2 separate regions of the Mus musculus genome follow, and region 1 is linked to region 2. Evidence: chromatin contacts called from ENCODE Hi-C or POLR2A ChIA-PET data. All regions are on one chromosome and are shown on one strand. Each heading gives the region's core, a stretch centred on a gene start or an enhancer-like site at or near the end of the contact. The rest is flanking DNA. Distances are from core to core; before and after follow the strand shown. Region 1 has its middle 38 kb from the start of Gm39264. Region 2 overlaps Gm32968 (a long non-coding RNA gene).

Region 1 (6,578 bases), core at 3,643-6,142, 45 kb before region 2:
ACAAAACAAAATGTTGTCCTCATAAGAGTTGCCTTGGTCATGGTGTCTGTTCACAGCAGTAAAACCCTAACTAAGACGGGCACAAAACTGCAAAGAGCTCTAAAGTATCACACACACACACACACAGAGTACATGCTCATAGGCGCACATGGCAGACAGTATACACACTTGTGTATACACACTGGTAGGCAGCAAAGGCAACTGATTCCACACATGCACAGACAAATGGACACACATGTGAACATTCACAAGCATGTTCATTACACTTATACCCATGCACACTCACGGCAGCTGGCATACTACACACACAGACCCCTCACATGAATATGCACACACATTACATATGTTCGCCACCCTCCCGAAAGTTCATATGCACATAACCTCATGGTGCACATATAATCTCAGCAGGCCCAGAGAAAGCTGGTTGTTTACCACAGACACCTAGAACGGGCCTTGAAAGAATCTGCCCCCTTCAACCCGGTTGTAGCATCTGCAGTAGATCCCCACGCCCAGTTCCAGCCTGTATTGTGCATGTTTCATCATTGCTGTAATGAAATGCCCACAGCTGGTTAATCTTATAAAGAAAAGAGGCCTCTGTAGCTTGCAGAAGACTGTTGAGTGTTTGGAAGAGTCCGGAGGTGGCATAGCTGTGTGGGAGAGGGGACAAGTCTCTGGCCCTTTTTCTTACAGTCACTAGGATTTAGTCATAGGCCCTGCCCCAGCTGCTTATCAAATCCCAGTGTGTCACCAAGAGCCCTAGTTCTGAACTCCACTCACCTAAGAGGACAGAACAGGGCTCAATGCCAATACAGAGCCCTTGAGGATACACTCAAACGACACCAAACCAGGTGCTCCCATTTTACAGCTGGACAAACTGAGGTTCCAGACATGTAGCAATGTGCCTGGCAGCACTGAGACTGGCCTGGAAACCCTGAGGATACACTGCAACCTTCAATTCCTCCCCTTTGGAAATCAAAATCAATGGATCTGTTGATAGGGCCTGGACCTCAGGTCCTTGTTAAAAAAAAAAAAAGTTCTGAGGGCTGAGAGGTGGCTTAGCATTTGATGGCTGCTCTTCCAGAGACCTGAGCTGAGTTCCCAGAACCCCCATCCCTCAGCTCAGTCACCTGTAACTCCAGGTCCAGGGGATCTGGTGCCCTCTATTGGCCTCTATGGGTAGTGCACTCACAGGTGCACACTCCCTGCCCCTCAACCAACACACAAACACATATGATTAATAATAAATCTTGGGGCTGGAGAGATGGCTCAGTGGTTAAGATCACCAACTGTCCTTCTAGAGGTTCTGAGTTCAATTACCAGCAACCACATGGTGGCTCACAACCATCTGTAATGGGATCTGATTCCCTCTTCTGGTGTGTCTGAAGAGAGCAATGGTATACTCAGATATATAAAATAAATAAATAAATCTTAAAAATAAATAAATAGCCAGGCGGTGGTGGTGCACGCCTTTAATCCCAGCACTTGGGAGGCAGAAGCAGGTGGATTTCTGAGTATGAGGCCAGCCTGGTCTACAAAGTGAGTTCCAGGACAGCCAGGGCTATACAGAGAAACCCTGTCTCGAAATCAATCAATCAATCAATCAATCAATCAATCAATCAATCTTGATGGGCCATAGTGGCACATCACGTGGGAGGCAGAGGCTAGTCGATCTCTGTGGGTTTGAGGCCAGCCTGGTCTGCAGAGAGAGTTCAGGACACTCGGAGCTACACAGAGAAACCTTGTCTTGGAAAAAAGAAAAGAATAAATCTTAGGAAGAGAAGGAAAATGATTCTAAGAGAGGCTTAAGGGTCATCCCAGGAAAACGCCTCAATGAAAATTAGACATTAGGGCTGCAGAGAAGGCTCAGCCAGTGAAGTGCTTGCTACACAAGAATGTGGCTGGCTGTGTTCTCCGTCAGAACCCACACAGAAGGCGGGTGCTCTGGACCGTGCCTGTAACCCCAGCACTGGAAGAGACCATCAGGAGGATGGTCCTCAGCTCAGTTCCAAACCCGGGGCCCTGTCCCTGGAGAAGGATGAGGGAGGAGGCCCAGGTGTGGAGTGGAGCCGTGGTGCAAGAGGACCAGATGGCTGCTGGCGGCAGGTGGTACCTCCTGCCTTGTCAGGCGCTCTGGGCAGCTCAGGGCTGAGTCAGAAACCCCAGCTCCCTGCATGGAAGGTGACTTTGGAACTTGTGACCTGGATGTGACAGTTCCAGAAGCAGGAAATGGGGGCACTGCCTCTAGGATTAGTGACAAGCCCTGGGCCCCCTGGAGATCATGTGAACCAAGCAGGGACACACCAGGCCCAGCCTCTGATACAGGTCGCCTGACCTACCTCTCCCCTCCTTGAGCCTCTTTGCCCTTTTCCTCCCACCCGTTGAGAGCAAGCCCAGCTGCTTCAGACCCTGCCCCGCCCCAGGAACTCAAAGGCCCTCTGCCCTTTCCTCTCTCCGCAACCACCTCTGCATCTTTGTGTGCCTCTGTCTCTGTCTCTGCTCCTTCTCAGCCTCTGACCTTGCGAGCTCTGTGGGGAGGGCACCCTGGCTCATGTACAGAAGGAGCTGAGATCTTGGCAGCCGGAAGTTATAGCGCCCAGGTGAGGCTCTCCTGATTCCACCCTTGCCCATGGTAGACTCAAGTCCCCAGAAGCAGCACTCTGTCTGAGCAGTGCCTGGATGCCCAGCTTGACTGTGGAGCTGGCAGTGACCTCGGTGTCCTGAATCCAGCATATCACATTCAGGCTCCAGGGATGAGGAAGCCTATGGGCCTGGACCGTCCCCATGGTCCCAGCAGCTGCAAAGGGCTCTGGAAGACACCAGTCGCTGACGGAGAGGGTTAGGTGTTTATCTAGACCAGAGAGTGTTGGCACCACAGTGGCAGGGAGAGAGGGGGTCTAGAGACCCAGCCGGGTGTTGGTTCACTCGGGCTTGCACTCAGCTCTTAAAATGAGGCTCCCCGCTCACTGGCTGGCTCCCCATTCCCTGTGGAGCTGCTTAGAGGAGGCTCTGAGTCTGCTTCTCACCTCCTCCTCACAGGGCACAGTGGGTTCCCAACACAGATGGACCGCAAGCTGGGAGTGAGGACAGGCTGAGGCCAGGAGCGGGCAGCCTGACTTGAGACTCAGCAAAGCTCTATTTGTATCTGACTGGAACATGCTAGAACTGGGAAGCTGGGGTGGGGAGGGGGCATTTTGAAACCGCAGGCATATAGCCAGGGGACAGGGCCGCCAAGTCTTCAGATCGGGTTGGGGGGACTTAGCTGGCCAGGCCTTCCCAAGACATCACTTCTTTCTCCAACGGCTGATCTATTCTGGGCGGGCTCTGGGCTCTGCTCCAGGCCAGGCTGGGAAAGGGGCCGAGGCTGGGGAGGAGGTGGCAGGGGGTGGTGGTGACAGGAGCTGTTCTGGGCAGGCCCCTGGAGAGCGTGGGCAGGGGAGGACAGAGCTGGCAGATGGAAGAACCTTTATTAAGAATGAGTCAAAGACCAGAAGGATTTTCTCAGGAGCCCTGGCGAGAAGGGAGCCCCGGAGTCCTGCCGCAAGGCTGGGCATCGTGCCCAGCCGCCGAGCCAAGGGGGGGGGGAGCTGGGCACTGGCCATGGGGCAGTGTCTCCAGCCAGGACACATGCCAGCCCGGGGCCATCCTGGCTAGGCCTCTAGACTCTAAGGCCCCTTTTCATTGCTGCTTCACCCTTAGAGCCCCCTCAGTCTGCCCACCTGTGCAATAGGAGGATCTTTCTCTGTGAGTGAGCCCAGACTGCAGACCAGTCATGGGGTGGGAGTGGGGCGGAGACCCCAGCTTGCCTTGACTCTCCCCTGTGGCACTCCCTATTGTAACTGATGCCCTACAGCTCTGCAGCCTAGATTCTGTGGGCATGAACGAGTCCTAACTGTCCACTTCCATCTCTCTCAGAGGTTTATAGCTAAGCCTACATCCTAAGCCTGCCTGCTCTGCTCTCTCCTGCTTGTGACCCAGGTGCCCAGCTCTGTCTATGGACAATATCAGGAACGTCCCCCCTGCTGGCTTAATTCCCTGCTGAAGCCACCTCCTTCAGGGCCAGCCTGGCTGTCACAGATGTGTGCTTAGTGCCCGAGGCTGGCTTTTTCAAAGCAGTGGCCATGAGATAGGCATGTCCTGCTGCAGGACGTGCTCTGGGGGACAGTGAACATCCAATCAGGGCTGGTGAATTCCTTCCAGGTCACTGTGGCTTACAAAGAACAAGATGGAGGGGCTGGAGAGAGGGCTCAGCCATTAAGAGGACTGGATGCTTTTCAGAGAGTCAAACCAAGCTTAGTTCTCAGCATCTACACGGTGTCTCACAACCATCTGTGCCTGGGGATCGGTCACGATGTGATACACGTATAAACATTCAAGCAAAACACTCATGTATCAATAAAATATCTGTAAGTTGGTTTTTTTGGTTTTTTTGGTTTTTTTTTTTTTTTTTTTTTGGTTTGTTTTTTTCTCTAGCAGGGCCTAGAACTTTAAGGACAAAGGGAGAGTCTGGAGGGCAGCCACCGCACCTCTGTCCCCCAGGGACTGAGCAGCAAAGCACTGGCTTTGAAGTATTGCTCCTCTGGTCCTTTTTCTGTTCGCACAGTAGCAGCCATCCCCCAGCCTCCGAGATTATTCGTGAATTCTCCCTCTACACCCATCAAATTAGAGCAGTGGCCACCCGGCTAGGCAGCCCCGACAGGTATTAAACTTTAATGAACACTAATGGCCTTGGCCTACTTCACCAGCACAGGGCTACTTACTAACATTTAACTCCTCAGGCCCCTGTGCTCCCTCCTCTCCTGCTGTGCTGCCCCCCCCCCCCATGGATCCTACCCCTTCCCCCCTCAGCCCACAGCTGGGCCTGCCCTTGAAGGTGTGTCTGCAAGCTGCCCGGCCCGTTCGCAGTCCAGCAGAAACCACCCTGCTCCCATCCGTTGTTGTCCAGAGCCACCCCGGGCTCTCAGGTTGACCAGACATGACAGGCGGTTCCCAGAGGGGCGCGCTCTGCTGTATGCAGACATAACCCTCATCCATCCAGAAGCCACCAAATACCATCCAAGCCCCTGCTGCCCTCCGGCAGTCAGAGGGGCTGTGTGCTTGAAGTCAGAGCTAAGCACAGTGCCAGGGTCCCAGACTGGGCCCTCAGATTGGAAGCAGAGGGAAGAGACAAGGATGCTGGACTTGTTCACTGCTCCAGAGCTGGCCACTGCCTTGTAGATACGGACTCCTTCCGTCTGTGAGCAATCACACAGAACCGTGAAATGTTCCAGAAGGTTCTAGATTTTCATCAGTCAGGAAGAGATGGCTCTTTGTGAAAATGAGGGCAACAGGCAAGCCCTTCAGGTGCCCCTGGGGCACTTGTAGATGGGGATATATAAGGGAGGGGCATTTGAACAGTGCTTACTGTGTGCTAAGGTGCTGTATAGATGGAGCTGCAATGCCATCAGATGTAACTGTAAGCAGGGTTCCAAGGGGGCAGGCAACCTATCTCACAGACAGGTCCCCAACCTCTCCTCTGTTCCTCCCAGTTAGAATGTAAGACACGGGGCACAGGCTGTAGCAGCCACTATTCTCTGAACTCCAGACAGCAGCGATGGAGACAGAGACGTCACTCTGCTCCAAGTGGGGCGAGCTGAGGGAGCCCTGGCCGTGTAGCTCAGACGCCAGCTTGTAGAGTTGCCACAGTCCCTAGGAACCACTCAAGCTGCCCACCTGGTTCCAGTTGCTTCCACAATACCCTGGCTGAGGTATCGACCCAGAGCCTCCACTTTCCCATTTCTACCACGGCAGGTAAGGTACTGCATAGGACTGCTGCTAAAACACAGGACACCCTGTGAACCCCTAAAATCTCAGATAACTTAGCACCACATAAGCCAGTGTGGCAGTGCACACCTGTGATGCTAGCACTCGGGGCGGAGGCAGGAGGATCTGCAGCTCACTGCCATGCACAGCTTTGTCGTGAGTATGAAGTTAGCCTGGGCTACGTGGGACCCTGTTTCAAGTCATCAAATAAATGACATCAGACAACAACACTTCAATATTAGAAGTGTGTGTGTGTGTGTGTATGTGCACACACGCATACACATGCCATAGTATACATACAGAGATCAGCGAACAATTTTGGGGAGTCAGTTCTTGCCTTCTGCCTTGTTAAAGCAGATCTCTCATTTCTGGCCCTGTGCAGTGTTCTCGGGGCTAGCCAGCTTCTGAGTGATTCTGTCTCTGCCCATCTTGGTGTAGAAACGAAGGGATTGTAGGAGGGTCAGCAGGTCCAGCTCTTGACATGCGTTACGGGGGTGGGGGTGGGATCTGGGTCACTGGGGGGCTTGTGTTGCTTGCTACTGTTGCACCCCACTGAGTACCCCACTGAGCACCCCACCGAGCTGCCTCCCAGGCTCCAGACCATGATTCTTTGACCGAATGACTTTAGGAGGATGGAAATCTCCGGGTGTAGTAGCACAAACTTAGAATCCCAGGACTCTGGGGACTGAGGCAGGAGAACTGCCTCAAGTTCTGGGTCAGCCTGGACTACAGTGGGAGCTCAAGGCTAGTCAGGGCTATGCGGGAAGGCCCTTTGTCAA
Region 2 (7,517 bases), core at 3,467-5,966:
GGCCTCTGAGCTCTGGCTTCCTCTGTACAATGGACAATAGCATCTGCCACGCCGTGCGGGGACAGACCCAAAACATAAAATCTGCCGCCGGCCCCTGGAGTTGTTTACATTTGTTTAAAGTTCTTGGTCATCATTCGCCAAACCATTCAAGCGCCCTATAAATCTTAGGTCGGCAAACCTGTTTCTGAGACAGGCGTCCATTTTGTGGAGGGGGGAGACTGAGGCACAGAGACAAAACTTCAGCTGCCACATGTCACCGAGGCCGCTTGCTCTGCCCCGCACCTGCTACCCTCAGTCTGTGCTTTAACATCTTAGGGGGGAAAAATGCCCCACTTGGAAAAGTCCAAAAGGCCAGGAGGTGGCTCAGGAGTCATCACTGGTCAACTGAGCATGTGTGTGCACATGTATGTATGTATATATGTATGTATGTATGTATGTATGTTGGTGGTTCAGCAGCTCACAGCACCTTGTGGTAGGCTGAAGAGAGGTAGTGGGGAGTCTCAGGAAGGAGATAGAGAGAGGGAGGGAAGCGTGGGACACAGAGAGAGCCAGCCCGACAGGGCTTATGGGCCGCACAGGACCAGAGTGCCAGGTGCCAGGCAGGAAGGGGGAGGCCCGAGGCCCTAAGGGTCTCCTACCCTGGTCTCTTACTCTGTTGGCTTTTCTTCGTCTTCTCTCTCTCTCTCTCTCTCTCTCTCTCTCTCTCTCTCTCACGCCCCCCCCCCCGTGTGTGTGTGTGTTCACACGTGTGTGTGTGTGTTGGCTGAGTAGCTCTCAGCCTAGCAGGCTAGGAAAGGCTGCAGTTCCAGCCCAATGCACCCTAAGGCTGGGGCATGATCCACTCTGCTGTCTCTCTGGCACACCCACAATGACTGTACTCTCGTTAGAGCCTCTGAAGATCGGCCTTCAGAGTCCTCTGAAGCAAAGCCTTGCCTGCCCCTGGGCTCAGGGCCAGACTCACAGAGGTTTGCTGGGTGAAGAGGCCAAGGGACAACAAAGGCGGAAAGATCAGCAGCCTTCCCTGACACTGCTGGAGTGGCTCCTGTCAAAGGGCTGGTGGGACAGTGGCGGGGGAAACCCGGTGCTGCCAGATCCTGCTGACCCTGGGCACTGCAGAAGAAGCAACCCAAGGGGGATAACCTGTGCAGGCGGGGCAGGCTCCCCACAGCATACCAGCTAGCCCTGGACAGATGTCAGGCTACCTGGAGGGCCAGAGTCCTACCCTAGCCAGGACACATGGACTGCCCATCTCTTCTCTCCTCCTATAACTCAGGGAGACAAAGTGGCCCCCAGGCCCTGGCATAGCGAGTGTACACCCTCAAGCCAGACAGATGCCACCTCTGGGAGCTCTTGTGTCCAACACAAGCAAGGCCACTGGGGTCTTAGAGCATCCAGTTCTGCTCTGAGTACAACCCCACTGCTCGAAGCCCTGGGCAACCACGCCAGCTTCCTTAGGCTCTGAATCTGTTTCTCTCCTCTCCTCTGGTTGCCTTCACCACTGGGGTGGAGCTCAGGTCATAGGATGGCCACCAGCAGTGATAGAGACTCCACCTCTATACCCCCAGCCATAGAGGTCCCAGAGTTATAGCCACCAGCCACTACTAGAGAGGCCAGCACCTCCTGCTGGCTGTTGTATTAGTTATGACTCTGAACATTATCACTAAGGCAACTTATGAAAAAAATGCATGTCATTGGGCTTCCAGATCTAGGTGGTCCGTGATGGTGCAGCAGAGGCATGTTGGCAGGACCAGCTGATAGCTCACCTCTCGGTCCACAAGAAGGAGGCAGAGAGCACACACTGGAAATGGTGTGAGGCTTTTGAAACCTTAAAGCCCATCCCCAGTGACACACTTCCTCCAGCAAGGCCACACCTCCTAATCCTCCCCAAACAGTTCCACCAACTGTAGACCAGCTAGTCGGCGTCTCATTCAAACGCATGAGTCTGTGGGGGCCAGCCCAGCCACCAAGGCGCTGAGTCATCAGCCCGTGATTACACTTATCCCTGTGGAACTTGGCCAGAACCCAGTCTCCTTGAGCTCCTCTTGCCTCAGATCCCAAGTCCTAGAAAGACAGGTTACTGTATCACCATGCCGGATTTGGTCGGTTATTCCCCTTGCTTACTGAAGGCCTCATGTGCTCTGAGGTAGCTGTGTAAACCCCCTGCTAAGTCTGCATGTCACCCTGCCTTCCCTGTCCTTACACTCCAAGTCACCCCGGTGTTAGTCGGAGGGCAAGGACAGGTGGGAGTCTAGTAGGCAGAGCCTAAGGTTGCTAAAAAAAGAGGGGGGCACTGAGGCTGTCACTCTAAAGAACCATTGGCTGGGGTGGACAGGACAGACAGCAGCAGCAAAGGAAGCCACGACAACCTTCCTGAAGCATCCCCCGAATCTGCTCTGCAGTTATCCCATTTGATCCTCTAGCGCGGGTCAGGGTTATCAGGTGTCAAGTTAGGACACCTAGCTCCATATTTTGACCCCCACGAGGACCCGCTGAGCTACAGAGCCGAAGACTTAAGAGGCAAGTCATGGGGGTGCCACACGTGGGTGGAGAGGGGCAGCTAGGGAGATGAGGTGAGTCATCTGACCTCTACAGTGGCCTGGAGGGAGGGAGAGAAGAAACCCATGAGTGTCTCGGTGACCTCCGAGGGGACCACTGTGACGCGCTGGGTTCTGTGGCTGCTGGGGTGTGAGCGGCACTGACCGATGGACGGGTCAGCACTCCCCAGCACCCCCGCCTGGGATGCAGTGATGTTTCTTCCCTTCCTGGGAGAGAAAAGGGTTGGCAGTGGTAGGTCAGACACTACTTGGGGGGTGGGGTGTCCAGAGCCTCCTCCTTCAGGGGACCTGTGAGAACTTGCTGGGTATGGGGATCCCCAGACCAGGGCACTGGAGTGTCAGAATCAGGCTCGAAAGGCAGCAGGCAGGGAGGCAGGCTGAAGCTTCAGAGTGGGAGAGGGCAGGGTGCACAGAAGGGCAGGGCAAAGGGTCACTAAGGCATCCATTAGGGTTCCCGGCATCCAGCATGGTCACCCACAGTGGACAGTTGCCAAGACAACGACCCTGTGGAGGGAAAGATGAAGTGTAAGAGCAGGGCTCCAAGCAGTATCCGCCTGTCACCAGGCACGGGGAATCTCTCACCACACCCCCTGCTTGGCATCACCACACCCCCTGCTTGGCACCACAACTGAGCAACTGATGGTTGGGGGTCACCACAACATGAGGAGCTGCATTAAAGGGTCACGGCATGGGGAATGTTGAGGGCCTCTGGACCAGGGAGGGTAAGGATGGAAGAGGGGAGGGGCTCTGTGTGTGCTCAGTAAACCTGAATCCAGTGCAACAGGTTGAGACCTGGAGCTAGCTGTGGACCCTGCTGTGTGACTTAGGGCAAGTGACTTCCCTCTCTGTGCTTCTAAGGCCACATCTGAAAGAGACAAGAGACTAGTGTGTAGACATGATGTGTAGGGTGGGAGGAGCTTGAATTAAGAAGTACAAAATGGCTGGGGCCAGGTCAACCTGGTCTTTCATCAGAGGTCCCAGACCCTGACAATCTCTCTTTGGCATCTTAGATCCTCCCCTCCCCACACCCCCACACAATTCCTTCACCAGAGCCAGAGATGTTTTCCAGATGAGAGTGTGAGCTCAGAGAGGCTAGGAATCTTGCCTAAGGCCACACAGCAAGGGATGAACTTAAGTCTCTCTAACTCCCAACTGGCTGGCTAGGATTACATCTAGCCCCAAGGCCAGGCTCTGAATGTGAGCCACAGAGCTCGGCACGCCTGGGGCTATGCAGTGAAATCCTCACTTGTGAGCTGGCTTCCGGAAACCTCTCAGACACCAAGCAAGGGAGAGGGAAGGGTGGAGAGAAAATGCAGAAGAATGGCAAGAACTCGCCAGGGTACCTAAAGAGAAGACAGGGCTTTCTGAGTGTGAGTGAGGGGCTCCGAGTGTGTGTGAGGGGCTCTGAGTGTAGGTGAAGGGCTCCGAGTGTGTGTGAGGGGCTCTGAGTGTGGGTGAGGGGCTCTGAGTGTGGGTGAGGGGCTCTGAGTGTGGGTGAGGGGCTCTGAGTGTAGGTGAAGGGCTCCGAGTGTGTGTGAGGGGCTCTGAGTGTGGGTGAGGGGCTCTGAGTGTGGGTGAGGGGCTCTGAGTGTGGGTGAGGGGCTCTGAGTGTCAGTGAGGGGCTCCAAGTATGGGTGAGAGGCTCCAAGTGTGGGTGAGGGCTCCGAGTGTGGGTGAGGGACTCTGAATGTGAAAAGGAGCCCCGAGGATGTGGGGGGTTCTGAGGTGGGGTGCAGGGTTCACAGGTGGAGGGCAGGACTTTTGCCAGAAGCAACTAGGTAGCTTTCCAAGATACTTGCTGCCCATGGCTGCTGTAATAAATGACCCCAAATCTAGAGGCTCAGAAACATACCAGACCTCTTTCTGACTGGATCTTAGGGGCTGAAATCTCAGGCTTGGCAGGGCTGGCCTCCCCACTGCCCGGGGGGTCACCTGCTTTATCGTCTTGGCTTCCAGAGAGGATTGTCCCCAGTGGCTGCCTCTCCCACCCCACAAGTCCATTATCACAGATCTGAAGTTCCATTCTATGCCTGCCGCCTCCCCTTTGTCTCCACCCCTCCCCCCACCTCACCAGCCCAGTGTAATCTTGTGGGCCATCTGCACACTGTCCTTCTCGCGGCCCTGGGGATCCGGACATGGATACGGGGGGGCCCTGCCCGACCTCACACAGATGGCCTTTGGACATCGTATGTAACCCACAATCACTGTCACCGGGAAGGACACATGGGTCCCAAAAGCCAACAGCCTGGGGAGAGATGGAGAAAGCAGGGGCTTCTATATCTTCAGCCTCCAGAGAGGGAGGGTCTCCCTCCCACCTCCTACCCCCTCTGCCCCAGCCTCCTGCCCTCTGTCCCCAAACGTCACTCTTCCCTCCTCCTTGCTGGGCATTCCCCAGAGTTACTGTTTTAATAAGCTCCTTGCCCTCTAATTAGCAGGTGCGGCTCTGTAAGGAAGCGCCTGGTGTTTACCTAGCACGGAGCCTTTAATAACTGCAGCCCGGCGGGCTGGCTCCCTAATCCCCTCTGCAGGCGGGCTAATGAGCCTGGCACCGCCAGCCACTCCTGCCTCACCAGGCTAGCAGTGCCCCCAGGGCTTCTTACTGAGCCCCGCCAGGACCCTGGAGCCCACAGACTCCAGGCCTGGGTCAAGCGTGATACCTCGCTCCAGACTGATGGCACTGCCAGGTCCGTGTTAGGGGAAATGAAACCTCCTTAGCGGGTGGGGCTGGCCAATCTCAGAGCTGGCAACATCTCCATACTTAAGGGAGGGCTGTCCCTCGGGACTCAGGCAGGGGGCAGAGGCCACTAAAACATGCAATACTCAGGGGCTGCAGACCAGAGGGCACAAGCTAATTCTACAGCCTGGAACAACCGTTCCTCCCCCCCACAAGCTGGGGGTGGCAACAGCTAGGAGCACTGGGCAGTCTGGGGCAGAACTCATCCAATCAGCTACAGGAGGTCCCCGGAGGGAGCTGTTGACTCCAACAAGGGACAGCTACCACAGGGCAGCTTTCAGGTCTCAAGCTCCCCTCCTCCCAGACACAGCAGGACCCAGAGAGGAAAAAAAAGGCACTCTGTGGCAGAATATTCTAGAACAAGATGTGTGTGGGTTTTTTTTTTTTTTTCCTTTTAAATAAATGGATGTGCCTTGGGGCTGCTTGGGAGGCAGAGGCCCCGCCCACCCATTTGGAGGCGTTGAATAGCTTGAAAGGCCCTTGGAGTGCGGAGGCAAGAGAGAAAGGCCTCCTCTCAGCTTCCTTTGTGGGAAAGCCTCCTCTGGCCCCTGCTGGGCCTTTATCTGACTCGGCTGGTTCTTCCTGCAGTGGGGGTACCTCAGGAAGGTGGGTGGAGGGGAGGCCTCCCTTCCTGCAATCCTCCCCCTCCCTCTTCCCTCCGCTAGCCTCTCTCTCCCTTCCCAGGCCACAAGGTTCCCCAGGCCTTCCCCTTCCTGGGCAAGAGCATTCTAGTGCCTCCTGCTCAGGCAAGCAAAGACCCTGGCCACTGGACACCCTTCAGCTAAGAGCAGTCAAGCACAAACTAAGAGTCAGTTTTTTGCTGAGAGTCACCCTGTGCAGTCATCATAAAAGGGAGACCGAAAATCTGGGGATCCCTCTAATCACAGCCACTGGACCCAAGTGTGGCCAGTGACCCCAGCTAGGTGACAACAAACAACTGGGCACCTTCTCAGGATGCCATCCTTCCTCAACGTCAACCCAGAGGGTGAGTGAGTGACCCACATTCTGTAAATTCGTAGAATGACAGGAAGAATGGCCAGGATCAGAGAACCTGCACCTAGCCATCCAACCTTGACCCCTGGGCTCACAGGGAAAGAACAAAGGAAATGTGAGCCAGACCAAGCTAGTCAGAATCCTGTCCCATCTGGGTGGGTGTGGTGGCGCATGCCTTTAGTCCCAGCACTTGGGAGGCAGAGGCAGGCAGATTTCTGAGTTTGAGGCCAGTCTGGTCTACAAAGTGAGTTCCAGGACAGCCAGGGCTATACAGAGAAACCCTGTCTTGAAACCCCACCACCACAAAAAAAAAAAAAAAAAAAAAAGAAAAGAAAAAGAAAAAAAGAAAAAAAAGAAATTCCCGTCCCGTGTACCCTTCCAGAACTTTCTAGGGCAATGGCACAGACGGCACAGTGTCTGGAAGAGGAAGGGGCTAATGTTGTGACTTCTGTATCTGGCTCTTGACTGTGATGACTTTGGTTCTGGGGCTCCACAAACCAGGAACCCCAACTGCCTAGAGGGAGGAGGCAGGAAGAGTAAACCAGACCCACAAGCCATAGAACAAGTTGGCAAGAGGCCCCACCATGTTGCTAGCCACTCTGCCATCTTGGAAGCGGTTCTTCCAGCCCCAGGCAGAGGCCTCCACAGGTGGTCCCACCTAGCCTCACCCACCCCACCCACCCCACTGCAGGTCTGTGAACAATGGAGCATGGGCTGTTCTGTGGTCGGCAGCACATAGGAGGCTGGAGGCAAGATGGCCAGGCAAGATCAGCTTCAGATGACTGGACCCCCCACAGTATCTGGGTGCCACGCCCTTATTCAGTTCTAGAAGTGACCTCCATTGCATGCACAGGGCGACCAAGAAACAGAGATGCTAGATCACTTGCTGGAGGTTCCTGCCTCTCCCCAGTAGGAATGATAGGCCAATGGCAGCCATTTGCCACATAAGCTGGGACAGTCTTGATTTCTAGGACAGCATTTTTTGAATAAAAGATGTTATGTAGAACAGGCAGCCCATCTTTCTACTCCTGTAAAAATTAATACGATTTTTTTTAAAGTGGACTTAAAAATACTGCCCCCCCCCCCCAAAATGGATCATAGTATTCGATTTCTGGTGGAGAGCCACGGCAGGCTAAGTGCGTGCCAGCAGAAATCGTCTCACCCTGTTTCTCACCAAATAAAAAGACATCCATGATCACAATCCCTTGAGGACCTGGACAGAAAAGAAGGCTGAA

What was found. A loop is a pair of places that touch in the nucleus more often than their neighbours do. ChIA-PET counts read pairs that join two places held with the same protein, here RNA polymerase II (POLR2A).
Region 1: POLR2A ChIA-PET joins it to region 2 with 18 read pairs in embryonic stem cell. The contact joins two enhancer-like sites. A Hi-C loop is called at or near these places in 1 of 37 maps with a recorded cell type or tissue (mouse trophoblast stem cell). POLR2A ChIA-PET finds 5 or more read pairs at or near these places in 3 of 5 experiments (Patski and embryonic stem cell).

The regions. Positions count from the first base shown.
Region 1 is chr8:120,379,530-120,386,107 of GRCm38, reverse strand. It overlaps a transcript of Gse1 not described here. Among named protein-coding and RNA genes, the nearest start is that of Gm39264, 38 kb to the right of the region's middle. Within about 2 kb of position 4,892, at least 1 of the 3 ENCODE cell types and tissues checked has a DNase peak (open chromatin) inside an H3K27ac peak, as active enhancers do.
Region 2 is chr8:120,333,336-120,340,852 of GRCm38, reverse strand. Gm32968 (a long non-coding RNA gene) reads right to left here. Exons shown (of 3, transcript XR_388103.3): 2 at 4,627-4,800; 3 at 1,829-3,059. It also overlaps a transcript of Gse1 not described here. Among named protein-coding and RNA genes, the nearest start is that of Gm39264, 8.2 kb to the left of the region's middle. Within about 2 kb of position 4,716, at least 1 of the 3 ENCODE cell types and tissues checked has a DNase peak (open chromatin) inside an H3K27ac peak, as active enhancers do.